Linked DNA regions of Homo sapiens: region 2 is linked to region 1. Evidence: chromatin loops called from intact Hi-C (ENCODE). Cell type or tissue: endothelial cell of umbilical vein. All regions are shown on one strand.

Region 1 (8,000 bases):
CCTTTCCCCATTGCTTGTTTTTCTCAGGTTTGTCAAAGATCAGATAGTTGTAGATATGCGGCATTATTTCTGAGGGCTCTGTTCTGTTCCATTGATCTATATCTCTGTTTTGGTACCAGTACCATGCTGTTTTGGTTACTGTAGCCTTGTAGTATAGTTTGAAGTCAGGTAGTGTGATGCCTCCAGCTTTGTTCTTTTGGCTTAGGATTGACTTGGCGATGCGGGCTCTTTTTTGGTTCCATATGAACTTTAAAGTAGTTTTTTCCAATTCTGTGAAGAAAGTCATTGGTAGCTTGATGGGGATCTCTCGGCAGAAACCCTACAAGCCAGAAGAGAGTGGGGGCCAATATTCAACATTCTTAAAGAAAAGAATTTTCAACCCAGAATTTCATATCCAGCCAAACTAAGCTTCATAAGTGAAGGAGAAATAAAATACTTTATAGACAAGCAAATGCTGAGAGATTTTGTCACCACCAGGCCTGCCCTAAAAGAGCTCCTGAAGGAAGTGCTAAACATGGAAAGGAACAACCGGTACCAGCCGCTGCAAAATCATGCCAAAATGTAAAGACCATCGAGACTAGGAAGAAACTGCATCAACTAACGAGCAAAATCACCAGCTAACATCATAATGACAGGATCAAATTCACACATAACAATATTAACTTTAAATATAAATGGACTAAATTCTGCAATTAAAAGACACAGACTGGCAAGTTGGATAAAGAGTCAAGACCCATCAGTGTGCTGTATTCAGGAAACCCATCTCACGTGCAGAGACACACATAGGCTCAAAATAAAAGGATGGAGGAAGATCTACCAAGCCAATGGAAAACAAAAAAAGGCAGGGGTTGCAATCCTAGTCTCTGATAAAACAGACTTTAAACCAACAAAGATCAAAAGAGACAAAGAAGGCCATTACATAATGGTAAAGGGATCAATTCAACAAGAGGAGCTAACTATCCTAAATATTTATGCACCCAATACAGGAGCACCCAGATTCATAAAGCAAGTCCTGAGTGACCTACAAAGAGACTTAGACTCCCACACATTAATAATGGGAGACTTTAACACCCCACTGTCAACTTTTCCTATTTTTAAAAGTGGGTTTTTTGTTGTTGTTGTTGAGATGTTACTGTTCTTTATATTTTGAAGATATAAATCTCTTACCAAATGATTTGCAGAAATATTCTCACATTCTGTGTGTTGTCCTCATATTTCTTGATGATGTCCTTTGAAGGACAACATTTTAATGTTGATTAAATTTATCTTTTTTTGTAATTGTGCTTTTTGTGTCACATCTAAGAAAACACTGACTAATCAAAAATCATGAAGATTAACATTTACCCTGTGTTTTCTTCAAAAATTTTTATATTTTCAAGTTTTATGTTTAGGTCTCTTATCCATTTTGAATTAATTTTTGCATATTGTTTTAAGTAGGAGTATAACTTTATTTTTTCTTAATGTAGATATCTACCAAATGATTTTTTTTAACAGTTGAACTGCTTTAGCTGAACAAACTTTTCAACACATGATGCTGGCTGGAGCAATTGAACATTCATAGGCAAAAAGAAATGAATCTCATCCTAAACCTTATATCTCATAAAAATTAACTCAAAATGGATCATGGACTTAAATGTAAAATATGAAACTAAAAAACTGGTAGAAAAAAAAGACAGAAGAAAATATTTGGTATCTAGAGCTGGAAAGGAGTTTTTAGAAGAGAGAAAATCATATCTGATAAAGAAAGAAAATGTTAAACTGGACCTCATCAAAATTATAAACTTTTGTTCTATGGAATAACCTGCTGGGAGCATAAAAGCTATAGACTAAAATAAAATATTTACAAACCACGTATCTGACAAAGTAGTCATGTCTAGGAAGATATACAGAACAATATATAAAAACAATTCAATTAGATAATGGGTGGAATACATGGCAGACATTTCACTGACAAGAATAGGCAGATGGCAAATAAACACTTGAAAAGGTGTTCAACATCACTAGCCATTAGAAAAATATAAATAAAAACCACAATTAGATATCACTATAAACATATCCAAATGGAAAAATAATAAACCAAGCAAATGCTGGTGAGGATAAAGAAAAACTGGATTATGCTTTGCTGGGGGAATGTAAAATTGAATATCCACTCTGGAAAATCATTTGGCAATTTCTTATAAAACTAAACATGCAATTTACATATAGCCCAGAAATTGCTTTGCACTTGCGCCACAGAAATAAAAATTTAGCACTTGCAAAAAATACAGGAATGTTCACAATGGCTTTATTCCTAATAGCCCACAACCGAAAACAGTCCAGATGCCCTTCAATGTGTGAATGGTTAAACATACCATGTTACATCCATACCGTGAATTTCTACTTAACTATTTAGCCATAAAAAGAACAGACTGTTAAAACCACAGTAACTTTAATGGATTTCAAGGGAATTCTGCTGAGTAAAAAAATAAAAATAAAAATATTTAAAGAGCTACACATGATCACATGCTATCTATTTATATAACATACATGAAATGAAAAATTATAAAGTAGAATAGATTACTGGGTGCCAGGGATTATGGATGGGGGAGGGAAAAGATAAGTAGTGAGTATAGCTATAAAAGTGTAGCACAGAGGATCTTTACTGAGAAGAGACTATTCTTTATCTTGACTGTGGTGATGGTTACATAAATACACACATGTAATAAAATTTCATAGAACTAAATACACACTTGAATGTATATAAGTCTAATAAAGTCTGAATAAGATCAGTGGATTGTAAAAATACCAATTTTCTGGTTGTGATATCATCTTGCTGTTGTTCAAGATGTTAGCGTTGGGAGAAATTAGATGAAGAGTATATGAGGTCACTCTATATTATTTCTTACAATAGTATGTGAAACTACATTTTCATACAAAAAACAGTTTAATTGAAAAAAATTTCCCAAACTGGATTTTTTGATCCTGCCATAGATTATTCCAAAGATAACAAAAGTTTTTCTATTTCTGAGCATGATTAAAGAGAAGATAAAGAGTGCCTCTATTTCCTCTGAAGACAGAATAAACTATTTTCTTTTTGGTAAGAAGACATGCAAAATACCACTGAAACAAGTCCCACACAGTTTAATCATCTCAGAGCAACCAGTGAAATCTTTCTAAAATGTATTTAGAGCATATTTGTCTTATGCTGAATAATCCCCACTGTTTTCCCATTGTACTTGAAATAAAATTCAATTTATTTGCTATGGCATATAAGGTCCTACATAATGTGACTCCCTTATATACTTTGATCTCATCTCAACTTCTTTTACTAATTTTATTAGTTATCTATTGCTGTGCAACAAGCTACTTTAAAATATTGCAACTTAAAAGAATGCACATTTTTTTATCTGCAATTTCTGCAAAGTAGAAATCTGGGCATAGCTTAGCTGGGTCTTCTGCTTTGAGGTCTCTCACAAGGCTGTAAACATGTCAGGCAATACAAAAGTGTTACCTGAAGACTCAGATGGAGAAAAATCCACTTCCGAGCTCACCGACGTGGTCGTTAAGAGGATTCAGTTTCATAAGCGCTGTTGCACTGAGAGCTTCCATTCCTTGCTGGCTGTTGGCAAGAAGCTACCCTCAGTTTCTTGCCACATAGGCCTCTCCAACACGCCCCTTGTTTCATCAAGGCTAATGAGACAAGGGAGAGAGAGAGAATCCACAAGCAAGACAAAGTCAGCATCTTTTGTGACTTAAGTAGAAAAGGGACATCCTCTCAATGTTGCTGTATTTTATTGGTTACAAGATAGTTACTCTAGGGGAAAGCATGACACTAGGTCCTGAGTAACAACAGGTGGGGTCACTGAGGGCTATATAAGAGCCACCCTATCACACTAGTCTTCTTGCTGTTTACTGTATATCTGATCCAAGATTGTTAGAAAGCTGACTCCTTGTCATTTGGTAGGTCAGAGTTAATTGTGGAGAAGACCCAAAGTCTATAGAAGTGGAGTTGGAAATGGAGGTATATTGGGCTGATTGGCAGCTGGTAAGCTACCTGGGTGTGTAGGTGTGTCCGCAGATTGGTAAATTGAGTTAGGCTGGCCTGAAGTGAAGATTGCCAAATTCAACACAAGTGTGATAGTGAAAAATTAGAAAAGGAAATATTCATTAAATATCTTTTATGACTCAGCCACCATGTTTGTTGTTTTGCACACAAAATGTTTTACAAAATTATCTCGATGATATCATCCTAATCTTTTAAATAATGAAATCCAAGGCAGAGAGATTAAGTATCTCCAAAGATTACACAGTTGAAAAATAATTCAAACTCCTAGTCTTTCTAACTTTAATAACTGTTCATTTGCCACTGTCCCACAGTGGCTTCTGAGATGTCAGGGACTTCTCAGAGGAGCTGGTGGCCCAGGCTCGTGCTTTAGCTGGGCTCTCCTATTGAGCTTTCTCCAGGCTCCAGCGATGCTCCTTTGCATTCTGCTGCTCCCTTATGGCCATGACTGTAATTACAGCTAAGTTTACAGCCCTGGAAGAGGTTTCCAAGGGAGGGAGGCAGGAATCTGAAAGAACATTGGAGCATCAACCAAGAAAATAAAGAATTTGCAAATGAGGAAAAAAAGAGAGAAGAAAAAAGAGAAAAGAGGAGGAGGATGGGAGTTAGGACACAGAAGAGAAGGAGAAGAAGGAGAATGGTATGGTTTGGCTTTGTGTCTCCACCCATATCTCGCCTGCAATTGTTGTCTTCATAAATCCCCACGTGTCAAGGGTGGGACCAGGTGGAGGTAATTGAATCATGGGGGTGGTTTTCCCCATGGTATTTTTGTGATAGTGAGTGAGTTCTCAGGTGATCTGATGGTTTTATAAGTGTCTGGCATTTCCCTCTTGCACTCTCACTCTGTTCTGCCACCCAGTGAGGAAGATGCCTGCTTCTCCTCTGCCTTCTGCCAAGATGGCAAGTTTCCTGAGGCCTCCCCAGCAAGATGGATCTGTGAGTCAATTACACCTATTTCCTTTATAAATTCCCAATCTCGGGTATTTCTTCATACCAGTGTGAGAACAAACTAATGCAGAGGGAGAGCAAAAGCAGAAGAGGAGGGAGGGAGTTAAAAAAAAGAAAAGATTGTGGTTGGACTGCTCCAGGAATCAGACAAGTTTATTAGAAAAAAACTTTCTTCTCCGGCCTTATAGAATACATGAAAGCTTGATAGAAAAGCCGAGTATCTGCTAAATAGTGAGAGGACGGCCATGCCTCTTATAATAAAAGTATACTCAATAAAGCTTAATTATAAAATAATACCTGTAAATATAAAAAGTAAAATGAATTTTCATTTTATTTCAGATGCATTATTACATTTTATTAAAAGAAACCTGTGAAATAGGATTCTCATTATCCCTATTTACAGAAGGAGAAATTGAGGTTTGGGGAAATTTAGACTTGCCTTTTGGGTCACTCAGCTAAAACGTAGTGGACCCCAATAGTACTTCATATCTTTTCATGCCAAACTCTGTCTTTTGCTTTTATATCATATGTCTCTGTTGTACCTATCTTTCAGTTTTAAAGATTCTCTTAACCTACTGGTTCTCCCTCCAGGAGGTCTTCCGGGTTTCCTAGATCCTTTTTGGCTTCAGTTTGTAGTTGCATTATCTTAGTCTTTAAATTACAGGAATTGCTCAGGTACGGTACATTTTCACATCCAGACCACTAGTTCCATGCTTTTCCCACTCACAGATGATGCATACTTAGAACATTTGAGGTCATATTGCACAGACCTTTTAAAGAGAAGTATCAGTGAGTTTTTAAAAATCTATGTCTTTATCTCCTGCAGGTGGTTGTGGGGGGAGGGCACGTAATTGAGAGTTAATTGATTGCGTGTTTTCCCCACTAGAGTTTCATTACCATCCTACACTTCTATTATATGGGTCTTGAGGATCAAGACTTCCAAGGCCATCGATGATTCAACAAATTAATACAGACCAGAGCTAGTAATCACAGCTTGGAGATGAGGGAATGAGAGCACACTGATAGAAGTAAAGGGCAGTTTGGAAGGGAGGACCAGGGCTGCTTCCTCATTGTTTTTCCTGTCTGTCTGCAGTTCATTGTGTTCTTGAAAATGTTACTTTTCCAGTACCTAATGAATGATACATCAAGGCCTGCCATGAAACTGTAGGGAGAGACTTTATGGTATGACTCATGAGCCATGCTGAATTACAGATCTTTTCTCATTAGTCTGATTAAAAACCTAAGCTCATTATGGCTCAGGAAGTGATTTAGTTTCAATGCCTTTTGGTTATGTTCCTTTTTTATTTTCCAGGAGTGCATATTTTGGCTAAGAATTCATTTTCTATTTTAAATGGTTCTAAATTTCAATTCTTAAAATGTGTGTTCATTATCATATCATTCAGACCTGTAAATGTTCTTTTTATATTTTAAGAACTATTATTTATAAGCAAAGTGATTTTAATTTTATCTCATGTAATATTTTCCTTCACAAATGAGAATCTTCAAGAAAGACTTTTGGCATGTTATTTTTTTGACTTTCTGAATAAAATACTTTTCCATAATACTGGAGAGAGAATGTTGGCTTTGGAGTTAGATCTAAGATGGATGCATACGTCAGTCATTTCCTATAGTCTCATATTGGACAATTCATTTAAACCTATTAAGTCTCAACTTCTTCATCTTTTAATGAAATTGGAATAATACTAGTGGCTTAATAGCATTGATATGAATATTAAATACGTTAATATATGTAAAGCATGTAAAACAATAGTGGCCCAACAAATGTGAGCCTCCCTTCCTCCCTTTACTAATATGTCAGTGTAGGGATTTTATATTTTAGTGCTAACAAAAAAATTCTTCAATCAGAGAGGATGATTAATTTTTAAATATGCATCGCTGATAGGATTTAAGTGTGTGTTCACATGTCTCTGGGGTCACATGTGCCTCTCTAAGTGTTAACTAGGAGTTAATAGCTTAAAACTCTTGGGATTATTTTTCAGAAATTCTGTTACAAAGCAGGCAAATGAATCACGGTCTATATGTTAACTGTTAACAGTTCCATATTAGGTGTACCCAACTGATCAGCTGAAGGGACATCAAGACCTTGTCTGGCATGTAAACATGCCCCTTGCCAATTGTGACTGAGTAGTTGTCCCTCAAACAATAATACATGGTTCTCACTGGAGGGTGGCCAATTTTTGCCCTCCAGGGGGCATTTGATAATGTCTGCAGACATTTTTTATTGTAAAAAATGCAAAGGTAGTACCGGCATCATATACAAGAATACTTACTGCTAAATGCCTTATAATGCATAGGATAGCCCCTCCTAACAAATAATTGTGTGGCCCAAAATTTCCATTGCACTGCTATTGAGCAACTCTGGCCTGATGAAATCACCATTTTCCTCAAGAATATTCCTTTTTGTATCCTGTTTTTGATGTCATGTAGAAACAGCCAGAGGCTTACAAAATCTAAGGGGTTGTCATGGCTATTGAGTAGAGATGTGACCAGCTGTGCTTTCTTTCGATTCAGGACTGATCAAGTGAAAATAGGTCTGAGGTACAAGAAACCTAGTTTGAAATGAGGAAGAGCTTCCTCTGAGTAAAGAAATGCAGTGCCAATAACCTTTGTATTGGAATTTTCATGTAGACTATGTGAATTGCTTCCCTTGTAATATTTCACATTGGAGGTCATTATATCTTCCAATATCCCAAGTTGGTCACAATCAGATAAATTAGTTAAATGGCAAAGGAGCCTAGTGCGGATTCTGTAAACTTTTATTACCTGATACTTCTTGTGAACCCTACCATCTTAACTCTTGGGCTTCCCCAAGTGGTACTTCATCATCATCACAAAATTCTAGATTAAATGCATTTTTTTCTTTTCTTTCTTTCTTTCTTTTTTTTTTTTTTTTTTTTTTTGAAAGAGGGTCTCTCTCTGTCACCCAGGCTGGAGTGCAGTGGTGCAATCACAGTCTGCAGCCTCCATCCCCTGCGCTCATCTCAAGCTA
Region 2 (8,000 bases), 1.3 Mb before region 1:
ACAACAGAAAATTATTATTTCATGGTTCTGGAGGCCAGAAATCCAAAATCCATATCACTGGATTTAAAATCAAGGTAACAGCCAGGGCCACACTCTCTCCTGAGGCTCTAAGGTGGAATCTGTACCTTGCCTCTTCCGGTTTCTGAGGACTGCCAGAAATCCTTGGCTTGTGGCTGTGTCACTTTCCAGGTTTCAAGGCCAGGATCTTCAGGTTTCTCTCTGCTCTGTCTTCTCCTTTCCTTCTCCTCCATGTGTGTCAAATCTCCCCCTCTGTCTCTCTCTTATAAGGATACGTATCATTGCATTTAAGGCCCACCTGGAGAATCTAGGCTAATCTCCCCATCTCAGCAACCTTAACTTAATCACATCTCTAGTATTTTTGCCATGTAAGGTAACATTTATAGATTCCAGGGGTTAGCACATGGATATATTTGGGGGAGCTATTTTTCAGCCTCCCACACGGACCCAGCACTAGAATCAGTGCCTGGCACATTGCAGGCACTCAATAAATGTTACAGGAATGAGTGAAGACACATCTAATCTGAGAACACATGGGTGAGTATGTAGAGAGTTGCATACTACTTGTGTGGAGAGTATGTGGGATAGGAATTGGGGTTGGGGCTGGGGAAGGAAGCAGGAAAACTAAGAGTTGGGGAAATTGATTTAGTTAGACATCAAAGTAGAACAGGCAGGATGTAGGAGGCAAGGCGAGGGACAATGGTGGACAGCAGCAAGGACACTGAGGAGGAAAGAAATTGGGGCGGGTTGATTAATCTTTGTCAAATAAGAAGCTCCCCAGCAATCCATTTCACCAAAGGTTTTGACCCCTTTTCTGGGCTAGGACAATGAGGAGGAGGGTGGTATGATGCTGAGGATGCCACTCAGCTCCACAATTCACCTGTTTCCTGTGCCTACAAGGCCTTCCCCACCCTGCCTTCTTTGCCAACTCCTATTCACCTTCCTAGTCTCAGCCTAATTGTCTCTTCCTGACTCTCACCCTCATATCACCCTGCCTTTCTCCCATAGAGTCGAAGGCAACCAGTGACAGAAGGAGTGCAGTAGTAATGAGTAAGAACGAGGATGCTGGAATGGAGCTCCACCAGAACAGGAAGCTCCATGGGCAGGGATTTTTGTGTTTTGTTCATTGCTGTGTGCCTACAGCCCAGAACAGTGCATGGCACATAGTAGACACACATTAAATATTAGTTAAAAGAATGAATAAATGGAGTCAGACTTTTGCATTCGAATCCTGGTTACACCACTTACCAGCTGTGAGTTAGTAAATTACTCAGCCTCTCTGTGCCTCGGTGTCCTTATCTATAAAGTCAGGTACTAATATGGGCCTAATGGGGTTGTTCTGGAGAGTAGAAGAGTTGATATGGGCAAAACATTTAGAATTGTGTCTTGCTTAGAGGTGTTTTTCAAATCAGTACTACAGAGGTTCCCCAAAATTTGGTATGTATTTAATTTTAAATATACTCTAAACTATATTAAAAACTGCAATTTACAAAAGGATACACACTCAAAACTGTCCCATATCAACATTAACACACAGCAAAACACCAGTGCCTCAACTTGCCTTCCTCTTGTTGACCTTAAATCTGGTAAATGATCTGATCTAAATTTTTAATATAAAGCTATACTAGCAAAATATCTCATCCCTTTGTTGGAGCTCTAAGGAGAGATTTCACTTGAAAATAGAGTATATTTTCTGGAGAAGATGACTGAGACCATGCTTATCTACTCTGATTGGTACATGATAGGATTTGATGCCATACACTTCCAAACATACGCAAAAACAGCAAAGTTTGACATATTTGAAGGAATAGCCTTGTTCCAGCTGGAAGGAAGAGAGGGCAGTCATGATTTGTTAAAATCGCCAGTGTCTTTGACCTCGTGTTCTACTGCAGTTACAAAATGTGAGGCATCAAGATGGTGTCAGTCTTCATCTCTGCCCACCCAATGGAAAGGAACTTGTTCCAGAAATGGTAAACTGATAGAATGCTCTTTCACAAGGAATACCTTGGCCGGTCCCCTTGAGCTGTTTTTATTCATTTATTCCAGAAATGAGAAGTAACAACCTACCATACTACAGGTATCATGCTGGGTGCTGAGGTTGTAGTGGTGAGGAGAACAAGGCAGACAAGTTCCCACTGTCATTGAGCATAGGGCTCTCAGGAAAGAAAGGTGTTAAACAATAAGAGGAAGTATGAAAAGTCCTATGACAAAGGAAGTAAGCACTCTACCATGAGAGCTGGAGTAACTCAGGTCTAAAGGGGACTTTCCTGGACTGTCCAGAGAAAGAAAGACTTAAGCTGACATCTCAACATAAGTTGGAGGAGTTGGTTCAGTGAAAAGAAAATGCAGAGAGGTCAGGAACAGAACAATATTCCAGCTGGGAGAAGGGCATGCATGAAGGCATAGAAACCAGAGAGCATACCACGTTTGCAGAAGTAAAAGAAACTGAGTATGGCTTAACCCTAGAGCTGGTTCTGTCACTATAACAGCCCTCATTTTTCAACATGCTTACTGGTCTATCACTCAATGTATTTCTTGGCCTTTAATTCCCTTCCTTCCTTCTTTCCATCCTCCCTCCCTTCCCTCCCTCCCTCCCCCGCTTCCTTCCTTCCTTCCTTCCTTCCTTCCATCTTTCTCTTTCTTTCCTCTCTTTCTTTCTTTTCTTTCTCTTTCTTTCTTTCTTTTCCTTCTCTTTCTTTCTTTTCCTTCCTTCCTTCCTTCTTCTTTCTTTTCTCTTTTCTTTCATTTCATTCCTTTTTAAAATTTCAACTCTCCTTTGATTGCTGCCTGTCCCATTACAATATCCACTTTTCCAGATGGTCGCTACTCTTTGCCATATGTCCAACGCACCTTCAACTTTTTGATCTTCTCCAACGTCTCTGACGTTGCTTTCCAATCTTGGTATAAATGACACCTTCTTGTCTGGTGGCTGCCCCAGAGCTTTTCTCATCTGTCTTTCAAGGGACTCAGGTTTCACACCCACAGATAGCAATCTTCAAAGAGAGATTGACCCAGCGTAATAAACTTTCCAGGCTGGCCTTTGCAAAATGAAGTAAAGTCTTTGATCCCTCTCTGGTTGCCCCTTGGAATGAAATGAACCTTTTGAAGTAAAGTTCGGCACACTAAGAAATGACAAAACAGGGCCAGGGGAGTTACAAGGTTAAGACAAGGATGATGCTGCATGTAGGTTATTTTGTTAAAGTATGGATTTGGAGAGATTATCCAAGAACCTAGTTTAGGTTTAGGCTGTCAAAATTATCATCAGAAACTAGTTAATAATTCAAGCTGAAAGATCTTCCCCCACTATCCTGGCTGTGTGCACCAGGGTGGCAATTCCAAATCATTACACATTGTCCCCGTAAGAACTTTCCAGAATGTATTCCAGATGCCATACAAATCAATACTCAGATTCATTTTGCACAGTCCACAAATATACACTATCTGCCTTCTAGAATTACACCTACAAACACATGGGTCTTGCCTGTGAAGTTTATGCAACAGTGGACAAACAACAGGGCCATCTGAACACCAGCTCTCAACAACACTGAAGCCTTATGATTCACATCAACAAGGAAGGGAATCCCAAAATGCCAAGTTCACTTTGTAATCAGGTTTACCAGGCAGGAATCGTTAAGAGTTGCTCCAAGGCCTGGAAACTAGCCTCCAAATAATTCAATCCACAGTTTTCTCACTAAATCAGCTACATGTGCTAAAGACCAGTTAAAGCATGTGTTAATTAGCTATCCCCCAGATGAAGACCACAACCAGCCTCAACCAGGAAGTGTGATTACACGGTGCTCAATTCTATCACTTCCAGTTGCCAGTAGGTGGCACAAATTCAAAAATATTTTAAATTTCAGCTTTCTTTTTAAGTAGGTCCAAATGTGTCAAACCCAATCTTTGATGCTCTTGCCACATCTGTGTGAGATTAGAAGCAGTGAGAGAAATGTTTGTGAAGGGGATGGATATAACCAACTTCAATTTACCATGTTTTTAAGTAAGTTTGGCAATTTCCCTGGAGGGTGTGAAAAAACCTTGTGGTACAAAGCATTTGATCCATTGTATTATTTTTACAACTCATCATAAGGAATTGCTCTGTTGCGTAGATTTTATTCTCTTGCCAACTCTTGGGTCCTGGGTCTTTTTATTGTCTGTCCACACTCAACACTCTTGAGTTTTGAAATATTATAGTTCAAACTTTTCCAAAGAGGATGAAGCTGGCAGCTTCTGATGGACAGTCACTCTCTTCTTAGTCTACAAGATAGACGTCTAATAGGTGTCAAGATTTTTTAACTCTCAAAAAGAAGCTTTTGTAAAATGCATTTTTATTATGCATTCAGTAGGCAGAATTATGTGGAAATGAGAACTGGGAATGTGAAGAAATCAAATTTCAATTCATGGAAAAAAATCTGAAATAAATATTTAAATTAGGATCTGCAAACTATGGTTTGTAGGCTTTCAAGCTGGGTCATTTGAAAGCAAAAGGAAACATACAGTGTAGGAGACACAGCAAAAAGTTTTCTGTCTTATAGAACCGAAGAGAAAAACCTAGTATCTGTATGTTTAAAAAAAAAATTGGAAAGATGAATCAAGCAACACTCAGAAGCCCCTTAGAGGTTTTGAAAGATTAATGGGTTCTGTCAGCAACTTTCAAATTCTTCAGGAAAGACTACCATAAAAACAAAAAGTATTTTGGTTATTAAGGGTTTCTTTCTGGTGATACCAAAGAATCAATTCACATGTACCTATATGTATACATATATATGTAGAGGTATATATTTTTCATGTATACTTTCTATGCACAGTTTTCCCAGGTTATTAGCTTTTTGCTCCCTCTTGATGTATAGAGAAGCAAGACTCAGACTGATTTCATTTCAAACAGATATTGAATTTCTACCCATCAGCTATGGTGAGATTTTCCCCAAGCCAGCTTCCTCACTTAGTGGTTCCATCCCTGGGTGATCTGCCAATTACCACACCAGGTTATTACTGTGACTGTTTAGGTTTGGAAGCAAAGAACTAGTCCCAGATTGCCCTACGTTGTTGATTACTCCTACCTAGCACAGTGTAATTCAAAATATGGTCCCTTGAGCAGTAGTAGCAGTCTTACTTAAGAACTTGTTAGAAATGCAAATTTTAATTTTAAAAAATTCCCTACTATATATTGACAAATAATTGTGTATATTTATAAGGTACAAAGTGATGTTATATGTATACAATGTGGATACATTGTATACATATAACATGTAGAAAGGAATATACCACTATTCTACTCTGCTACTGTGAGTTTGATTGTTTTAGATTTCCTCTGTAAGTGAGAACATGCATTATTTGACTTTCTGTTCCTGGTTTAGCATAGTGTTCACTTAGCATAATGTCCTTCAGATCCACCCATCTTGTTGAAAATGATAGAATTTCCTTCTTTTTTTAAGGTTGAGAAGTATATCTTTGTGTATATATGCCACATTTTCTCCATTCATTTGTTGATAAACACTTAGGTTGATTCTATAACTTGGCTATTGTGAATAATGCCTAAATTGTACATAGGAGTGCAGATATCTCTTCAATGCACTGGTTTTAAATCTTTTGAATATATATCCAGAAGTGGAATTGCTAGATCACATGGTAATCCTATTTTCAGTTTGTTGAGGAACCTCCATGCAATAAATATGGCTGAAAAAAAGGAAAAAATATAGTGATGACTCTGGGGAGCCACCACATTCTCAGCTTCTTCTAGGCAGCTAAGAATATTTTAAGGAAAATTAAAATTTTTACCTTTGTAGAAAACAAAGCACACCTTAGGGTTTCCTTTCTCTTCCTACTAATCCCCAGTTTCCTTGTCTTGATCTATGTAGCTTCCTTCTCCCTTACCAAGGATTACATTCCTTGGTAATCCCAAGCTCAAAGAGCTTCCCAGATTATGGCTGGGGAACAAATAACCACCCCACATAATAGAAGGAAGTTTATCAATGGAATCATTAGACAAAGCTGAAACCAGATACTTCAACTAGATCTTAAGAACTTAATCTTCTTGCCTCTGTTTTTCCCCAGGTAGGTTTTTATTCTCAGGCAATTTTCTTCATATTCTGGCCTCCAGATTCCCAGGTTTTTATTCTCAGGCAATTTTCTGCATATTCTGGTCCCCAGATTCCCAGGCTTGATTCCAACCACATCTAGTGATCTTTTTAAGACCAGCAGAAAGACAGCATCTTATTCTCAATGTTTCCAGTAAAGTCCCTGGTCATAGTGACCATTTCTGAATCAATCCTTGTAGCCAGAAGGTTAGAAAATTTGGACTGGAAAAGTCTAGGTTATGCAACACCCTCCTTAATAGAAGAAGAGTGAGTCTTCAACTGGAAATCAGGGTGCTATTACTAGGAGAAAGGGGTAGGGATTCCAGGAGGAGGAAAACAAGAAATGTCCTTATAAGGACTATGCCTAGTCTTTGCAGCTCTTTGGTTATTCTGCAAAACCAACTAACAAGTAGTCATTGAGGCCAAGACACATAGCTAGAAATGAAATGGGAAGACCATATACAGTAGGGTTAGACAGGTTGTTTTCCCCACTCTTAAGGGAGGCTCATTTGCCTGACAGAAAGCAACCTTCTTCTGTGTCTCATATGAAAAGTGAAAAGTGAAAGGTGAGGACCATCTGACTCTGATGCTCTCAGCTATGTGAGCTGAGAGCTTTCTGAGCTCCAATTTTCCCCTCTGCCCAATGGGAACTAGTACCCATCTCAGAGGTTCCTATGGGGATGATTTGAAATAATCCTTGTAATCCAAGCTGCTTAGCACAGTACCTGGCACTTAGTAAGTACTTAATAAATGTTAACTAATATTGTTGTTCATATTATTAATTATTCACTTTTCTGAACCTCAGATTCTTCCTCTGCAAAATGATGACAATATTTTCTACCTCACAGGATTGCTAACAGCATTAAATGAGATATCATCATAAAATGCCCAACATATAGTTGTGCGATAAGTATTTCTACCTCCTTCGTTGTCATTTCTCTTCTTTTCCCTGAGTCATATCCTCAAGAGGATCACTGAAAATGCAAAGGAGATATGTCATTGCATCTTGTCTGAAATAAGGACAACTGTAGTAGCTGTGTCCCTAACCAACTGATAATTCTACCCATGGCTTGGGATTTCCCAGCCATGATGATAAAGGTCCCTTCAGCTCTGCATAGAAATGTCAGAAACAAAGGTAAAGTATGGTAAAGTATAAGGTAGGTAAAACATCGTTCTCACTCTCTCTGCTTCTTCACATCCAGGCTTTACTTATGCATTGTCTACACATGAAATATAGCAGTCCTCTGCCCTACCACTCATTGCCCCCATTCCCACTTTTCAGAGGCAAGTCTTAAAGCTATTTCTTTGTATTCACCATCATATTTCCAAACAATACGTTCTTCACTTTATGTCCGAATTCTATTTTTCCAGTTTAGGCATTACCTGTTGACTTGCTACTATGAAAGAGGAAGATTTTCACTTTTGCCCCACCAGCCTGCCCCCACCATCTTGAGTCCCTCATTCTCATTCTCCACATATAGCTACACCACAAGTTTTGGTTACATAGATATTCAGTGGTTACCTAAATATCGATCAAAGTGAGCCATGTGCTGTGTTATGGATTATATTTCTTTTCTTGCATAACAAGTGTCAAAAAATTATGAAAAACTTTCAAATGGGAAAACAAGAATTAATGGCTCACCCATCCAGGCTGTCTTTGCCTTTTTTTTTTCTCTTTGGCCTATTTAACAATTCTGTAAGTTATAGAAAACCAGTATGAATGCAAGTTACTGTTATCGATTGAAATGCGAATTGATTGTGTATGGTGGAATGCTGGGGTAGGCAGAATTCTGAAATGACCTCCCAGTGACCCACATCTTAGAATAATCTCTTCCCCTTGAGTGTGGGCAGAACTTGTGAAGATATCATTCCTATGATTATGTTATATTATAGGGCAAAAGGGAGATT

The links. Hi-C counts contacts between places; a loop is a spot of excess contacts. Peaks named below come from ENCODE experiments on the same cell type or tissue, not always from the same donor. Only the 100,000 strongest peaks of a DNase experiment are listed, where the experiment ranks them.
Region 2: a loop joins it to region 1, with 2.9 times the contacts of the local background. A loop is called at or near these places in 4 of 110 quality-filtered maps.

What each region holds. Positions count from the first base shown.
Region 1 is chr11:29,155,291-29,163,290 of GRCh38, forward strand. No RefSeq gene overlaps it. Among named protein-coding and RNA genes, the nearest start is that of LINC02742, 260 kb to the left of the region's middle. In endothelial cell of umbilical vein, a CTCF peak has its summit at 4,467; DNase peaks (open chromatin) are centred at 4,461 and 6,101; H3K27ac peaks cover 1,241 bases.
Region 2 is chr11:27,835,856-27,843,855 of GRCh38, forward strand. No RefSeq gene overlaps it. Among named protein-coding and RNA genes, the nearest start is that of BDNF, 140 kb to the left of the region's middle. In endothelial cell of umbilical vein, a CTCF peak has its summit at 3,853 (motif pointing right); no DNase peak of the experiment used is centred here; H3K27me3 peaks cover 1,326 bases.